2 separate regions of the Homo sapiens genome follow, and region 2 is linked to region 1. A link is a contact called in ENCODE Hi-C or POLR2A ChIA-PET data. All regions are on one chromosome and are shown on one strand. Each heading gives the region's core, a stretch centred on a gene start or an enhancer-like site at or near the end of the contact. The rest is flanking DNA. Distances are from core to core; before and after follow the strand shown. Region 1 has its middle 33 kb from the start of MIR1587. Region 2 has its middle 72 kb from the start of BCOR.

Region 1 (3,383 bases), core at 328-2,827:
CTCCCTCCTTCCATCAGCCCACCCACTCTCACTTAGCAAGTTTTGGCTTGAGAGCTTGCTCCGTGCCGGGAATAGGACGTGGCAGTTCATGTGCTCAGTATCAGCTAGGATTAGCTTTGGCTGAGAGTAACCAAAAAACCCCACATGACATTGGTATGTCCAAGATAGCATTCACTTTATCCCTCGTGTTCAGAAGGTCCAGATTTAGGCAGTGCCAGGAAGCGCTGGCATTGTACAGGGTTAGGGACACCGGCTCCTTGTTGTCTGCCAGGTATGGCTTCTAACATGGTTGAAAACCATGTCTCAGCTACGTGCAGTGGCTCATACCTGTAATCCCAGCAGTTTGGGAGGCCAAGGTGGGAGGATCCTTTGAGCCCAGGGGTTCAAGACCAGCCTGGGCAACATTAGCGAGAGACTCCATCTCTAAAAAAAAATAAGCCAGGTGCGATGGCACATGCCTGTGGTCCAAGCTACTAGGGAGGCTGAGGTAGGAGGATCTTTTGAGCCCAGGAGGTCGAGGATACAGTGAACCATGGTCACACCACTGCATTCCGGCCTGGATGACAGAGCAGGATCCTGTCTCAAACAACAACAAATAAAATACCATATCTAGACTTTCTTTGACAGTCCTCCCAACCAGGTGGAGCCTAATTCTCCTCTGAATATGGACCAGACATTTCCAATGAATTGAATGAACCAGAGGTGATGCTGTGAGGCCAGGTTGGAAAAGGTGATATGGCTTTCACCTCTCTCTCTCTCTCACTCCTTCTCCCCCTCGCCCTCTCTCCCTCTCTCCCTCTCTCCCTCCCTCCCACATGTCTTTGAAGCACTGAGCTGCCATTTAAGAATTTGGCTACCCTGAAGCTGCCATGTTGGAGAGAGATGCCCAAGGTATCCCAGATATTCTATTCTGCACAATCCACTCCCCACCCCTGCCAGTCTTCACAGCCCAGCTGCCAGACACGTGACTCTGCCCCGACACACATTTCTGCCCCTTCTGGAGCCTGCTAAGCCCACCACCCCACTTGGAGACAGCCTTCTTTTTTTTTTTTTTTTTTTTTTTTGAGACGGAGTTTCATTCTCGCTCTGTTGCCCAGGCTGGAGTGCAGTGGCACGATCTCAGCTCACTGCAAGCTCCGCCTCCCAGGTTCACACCATTCTCCTGCCTCAGCCTCCCGACTAGCTGGGACTACAGGCGCCCGCCACCATGCCCGGCTAATTTTTTGTATTTTTAGTAGGGACGGGGTATCACCATGTTAGCCAGGATAGTCTCGATCTCCTGACCTCGTGATCCGCCCACCTTGGCCTCCCAAAGTGCTGGGATTACAGGCATGAGCCACCGCGCCCCTTCGGAGATAGCCTTCTTGAGGGTAGAGGTCTCCCTAGAGCCTGCAATGGGGCCCTCTGGGGTCCTGAGGACACCGACATGCCTGCTGCCTGGGTTGGCAGCTGCTCACCATCTTTGCACTATCTTCTTACTGACAGCCCCCAGGTGACTCAGAACGTGTGGTTGACGTGGAGCCACTCAATTTCCTGCCTCGCCTCTCCTCTGGCCTCCTGGCTTGCAACCAAGTCTTCCTATCTGGGGGGTTGAGGGTGCTGTGGCTTCACACTGGCTTTCTCAGCTCCTCCCTCTCCTGCAGGGACTAGGTTGGCGGATCAAGGGAGGAGGAACAGTGGCCCTCATCCCTTCCAGTGCAGTGGGAATGGCACTAGATTGGAGATCTAGGCTGTCATCCAGGCTCTGCCACTAACTGGCTCCTGAGACTTGGTAAATCCCTTTACCCCTGGTCACAGTTTTCTTATCTACAAAGCCTTCATAGATTGAGGCTTTGTAATGCTCTAGTACAGTCATGTGTCACTTAATGAAGGGGATATGTTCTGAAAAATGTTTGGTTAGGGGATTTCGTCATTGTATGAACATCATAGCATATATTTCTACGAGCCTATGTGGTATAGCTTACTACACACTTAGGCTACATGGTATAGCCTGTTGTTCCTAGGCTACAAACCTGTACAGCATGTACTGTACTGAATACTGCAGGTAATTGTTATACAGTGGTATTTGTGTATCTAAACATCTCTACACATAGAAAAGTTACAGTAAAAATACAGTATTATAATATTACGGGACCACTGTCGTATATACAATATGTTGTTGACTGGTACGTCATTATGTGGTGCATACTTGTATTTATTGAGTGTCCACACTATCCTGGGGTTAGGCTCTTTGGAGGATCCCAAAGAAATTATATCATTTAGTGATTTTTCCATTGTGAACCCAACCCAATTCAATATTAGCAAAAGGGGAAATTGATTGGTTTATGTTACTGAATGGTCCAGAGGTAACCTACTTCAGGTATGGCTTCATCTAGGGCTTAAATGATGCCACCAGCACCCATTATCTGCTCTGTTTCCTCTGGATGGGTTTCATGGTTACACACAGTAGTGGTTCCCTGCCCCCACCCCCCAACCCCATCCAGATTCCTGGAACTTCCAGCCCCCATTCCTGCCACCTGCCCACCCAATTGTAGCTGCTCTACTCTAGAACTCACATGCTGTACAACCAAACCCAGCCCAGAAGAGAGACCCTGTGTTCCAGCATTCCCATCAAGAATCCTGATATTCACTCTGATTGGACCAATTTGGTCATGTGTATCTTCCCTTTTGAATTAAGCCAATCTGGTTGATCCCTAGAGCTGGATGTGCAGCCAACTCCAACTCCCTAAACTGCCTGGCTGGGAGAGGGAGGAAATAGATACTGGCCACTTGTGTGTGTGTGTGTGTGTGTGTGTGCGTGTGTGTGTGTTAGGATGGGGGTGGCTTATTCTTAAAGATCTTACTCAGAAAGGAGGCTGAGGCAGGAGGATCACTTGAGCCCAGGAGGTCAAGGCTGCCATGAGGTGTGAATGTGTCATTATACTCCAGCCTGGTCAACAGAGAAAGACACTGTCTCGAAAAAAAAAAAAAAAAGCGAATTTATGATTTACACTCAGGATGCAGAAAGCATGACTTGAACGATCCTTCCTTGTGAAATTTGACAAAGGGAAAACTCCATGTGAGTTCAGGGGACAGGGAGGGCTTCTTGCAGAGGCAAGACTTGGATGCTGAGGAGAATTTAGGCAGAAAGAAGCCTGGGGTTGGGGTAGACGAGGACCTTTTTATGTGTGATCTGCAACCCTGCAGCTTCTCCCAGTCCCAGCACTATATCGATTGCAGTTTGAATAGGTTGTAATTGTGGAAGCAAAAACTTCAACAAAGGAATTTTCAGGGTATGCAATTCAGAACATATGTTGAAGTCCTAACCCCTCAGTGCCCCAGAATGTGACAGTATTTGGAAATGGGGTCTTTAAAGCGGTAATTAAGTTAAAATGAGGTCATAT
Region 2 (3,383 bases), core at 366-2,865, 300 kb before region 1:
TGCAGGCTGTGAAAAGAGCTGCTTAAAATATGGGCTGTCGGGGTTGCCTCCAGCAGGAGGGTGGCCCGGGTCCTAGCAGACAGATCCAAGAAAAGGATGCAATATATTCTAAATGACATTGACCTGGAGGAAGGAGGGTGTAGGCAGGAGCAGGCTGGCTTCACATGGCTTCTGGCTCCAGTTCAGTGAGGAAGACTAGCTTCCAGAAATTTGTGGGGGCGAGTGGCCAGTCTCTTCATGTGTAAAATCAGAACAGTAACACCTACTCTGTCCCCCTCGGATGGGTTTCTGAGGACCAAAATGTGAAGGCACTTTGTAAATGCGGCTCAACCCTTCTGCTTCACTGTGGTTAATGTTCAGTCTCTCTTAGGTAGAAAAACCAGTGACTTGCTGATTAGAAAACAAAGTAGAAATCAGCCCTTTCTCAAATCTACGCAACAATGTTCGAGATAAAGGGAACCCAAAAGCAACCTAATATTTTGAACCTCCTTTTACATCATTTCGAGATAAGTTTCTGAAGTAATGAGAGAATCTTTGGAATGTTCTAAGAAAATCTGTCAAAAACTGGAGGTTAATGGGGAAGAAAGGGAGGCTTTAAATTGGGTCAAATCACATTTTAAGAAGGCTGGGCGCGGTGGCTCACGCTTGTAATCCTAGCACTTTGGGAGGCGAGATGGGTGGATCACGTGAGGTCAGGAGTTCGAGACCAGCCTGGCCAACATGGCGAAACCCCGTCTCTAGTAAAAATACAAAAAATTAGCCGGGCAAGGTGGCGGGCGCCTGTAATCCCAGCTACTGGGGAGGCTGAGGCAGAATTGCTTGAACCCGGTAGGCAGAGGTTGCAGTGAGCCGAGATCGTGCCACTTCACTCCAGCCTGGGCAAAAGAGCGAAACTCCGTCTCAAAAAAAAAAAAACCAAAACCAAAACAAAACCGGAAGAAGAATATAAATTTATAGTAGCTTCCTGGCTATATCCCCTTCTGTTAGTCTGCAGAAGAGATGCCCGTTGGTAGCCATTCCCCCAGCCCCAGGACCGAAGGACGTCTTGACTCAGGCTTGGTCTGCTAGGTGCAAGGTGTTGTTGGCGTCTGGGGTGGGGACAGTGAAGAAAGGCGATCATTTTGCTTTAAATGAACATCAGAAGACCCAGGCCTGCTACTGCGTCTTGAAGGCCTGGAGTTGTTAAAACTCTGTGGGAGGGGGTGCCTCGTGACCTCCTTCCTCGCAGATGGGCTCAGGCAGCGTGACCGGCCCCAGGTGGTGCCCAGGCGCGCTGGGGATGGAGGCCCAGGCTGCGCGTTCACCCTGCCTCGCAGATAGCGAGTAGGGGCCTCCGGCTGGACCGCCCACCGGCCTTACTCTCCCTTCCCTGGCCTTGGGGCCTTGGACCAGGGTTAACCCTGGTCCCGTCTCCACCTCATTGCCCCCCGTGCAGCGCCGTCCCCGCCCTGGCTCCCGGCCCAGATCCCGAGGCCTCCCTCGCCCAGCAGTCTCGGTTCTTCCCCCTCGTGATTCATTTAGCAGCGGTGCAGAAAGCCTGTTTACCTCCGCAGCCCTGGGCGACTCGATCTGCGTAAAAAGCCCCAACGCCAGCTCCGACCAGTAGGGGGGGGATTGTCCTATAGATTATTTCTCCTCCTGGTTTTTGTTTTTGTTTTTTTTTAAACCAGAAGGCTTGGTTGAAGAGGGGGTGGGGTGGCGTGTTGCTGCTGTTTTTTAAAACACCGTATTTGAAAGAGAAACAAAAGCCACACAAAAGCCGTTTAGGAGGTACCAAGACTGTTTTTACATATAAAAAGTGCAGCGAATACCAAGGGGCCCCCAACAGTGATAAACTAAATGGTTGGCCGATTTCGACAATTAACAGTTAATCTGTTATCTGCGATCAGCAAACAAGTTTTGAGGCTCGAAGGACACCGAATTCCTGTTCCAGTCGATAGCGTTGTACTCGAATCTGTTGAGCACATCAGATGCTCCCTGTTTCTCCTAGAGCGAATCCAGCTTTAGCAAACATGGGTTTCCCAGGTTGAAGGACCGACTTGAGCCAGAGAAAATTCTCTTGTGCAGCTGAGGAGCCTCTGTCTGCATCGCCCCTCGAGCCCGAGCTCATCTGTTTGGTTTAGATTTCTCCAAATTGGTTTTCACCCCGATTTCGCGGACCTCCTAATTTTGCACGTAATAGGCCTCCGATAAATGTGTACTGAATGGCAGAAACTAAAGTGAGGCCCTCGGCCTGGAAGACGGCCTGACGCACGGCCTCGCCCTTGGAACCCCACTCGGGTTCCCAGAGCCCCCAGGCCGCTGCAGCCTGCGCGCAGCTTCGCCCTGCGCCGGCCAGGGCGGGCGGGCGGGGGAGGCCAGGAGGCACGAAGCGCCTGGAGCCTGCACGATGATAAATATTGCGCAGACAGCCCATAAATAATTTGCATTATGTTCAGCTGACAACGCGGGGCGATTAATTTTAATAGCTACATATTTGCCTGGGCTGCTGCTTTCGTAGGCCCCGTAATGAAAGGCGAGAGGCCGCCCTGGCTCCGTGCTCGCGGTCCAGGAAGGCAGCCGGGGGTGCGGGAAGGCCCGATGTGGCGTCTCCTCCAGGCAGCCCCCCGGGGAGCCCCAGCCCCTTGGCCCCCCTCTCGCCCTCCGTGCCTTGTGGAGGTGAGGTGTGCGCGCACCGCCGGAGCACCCCCGAGGCCTCGAGCAACAGGAGCCACCATAATGACACTGCACATTTGTCTGTGTGGGGAGAGCCACTTGTGGACTGGGAGACCCTCCACGTAGCTTTGTGCCCCACCCGGACCAAGTCCGGAGTTTCAGGTTCCACTTAGGCTAGGAGGGGGGTGTTTGCCGCCGCCAATTCGCCAGTGGGCCCCAGCTCGGCCGAGGCTTCTCCGCCCTCCCGGCAGAGGCAAGAGACAAAACAAAGCCCGGCTGTCCCCGCGTCCTCTCCGCGCGTGTAGGGTCCTGAGTTCTGCCTCCCAGGAGCTGTCCGGCGCTCCGCGGAAGGCCCCCCTAAAATGCTTCCTGAGCTCCTTGATGCAAAAGGACCGCACACATAAAGGACGGAAGAAAAGAAAGGGTCTGGAGGAGCTCTTTAAAAGAGGGGGCAGGGAAGGAAGCGCAGCGAGGAAGGACGCGGCTGCCGCGGTCCCGTGGTGGCCGGGTGCGCGCGTGTGCGTGTCTGTGTGTGCGTTCCGATGACAAAGCCCCGCCGCCGCCAGCAAGCTCCTGGCTGCCAGAGCTCTGGTGGGGGAGGGGAAAGGGAGGAGAGGAGCCAGCGCTAGCGTAGGTAGCGGGGAATCGAAGCTTCCCAGGAGAAAGAGTTCATTCATGAGCTGTAGGAGGCCTCGCGGCCCGGCCAGGTGGAGCCTCCTGAAGCCAAC

What was found. A loop is a pair of places that touch in the nucleus more often than their neighbours do. ChIA-PET counts read pairs that join two places held with the same protein, here RNA polymerase II (POLR2A). Pooled maps may share reads with other maps.
Region 2: a loop to region 1 is called in a pooled map, with 10 times the contacts of the local background. The contact joins two enhancer-like sites. A Hi-C loop is called at or near these places in 22 of 37 single-sample maps with no recorded cell type and 14 of 50 pooled maps. POLR2A ChIA-PET finds 5 or more read pairs at or near these places in 9 of 52 experiments (CD4-positive, alpha-beta memory T cell, H1, OCI-LY7 and 6 more).

Annotation. Positions count from the first base shown.
Region 1 is chrX:39,868,570-39,871,952 of GRCh38, reverse strand. No RefSeq gene overlaps it. Among named protein-coding and RNA genes, the nearest start is that of MIR1587, 33 kb to the right of the region's middle. Within about 2 kb of position 1,577, at least 2 of the 41 ENCODE cell types and tissues checked have a DNase peak (open chromatin) inside an H3K27ac peak, as active enhancers do.
Region 2 is chrX:40,167,888-40,171,270 of GRCh38, reverse strand. It overlaps a transcript of BCOR not described here. Among named protein-coding and RNA genes, the nearest start is that of BCOR, 72 kb to the right of the region's middle. RefSeq lists enhancers at 987-1,186, 769-1,459, 1,460-2,150. Within about 2 kb of position 1,615, at least 16 of the 41 ENCODE cell types and tissues checked have a DNase peak (open chromatin) inside an H3K27ac peak, as active enhancers do.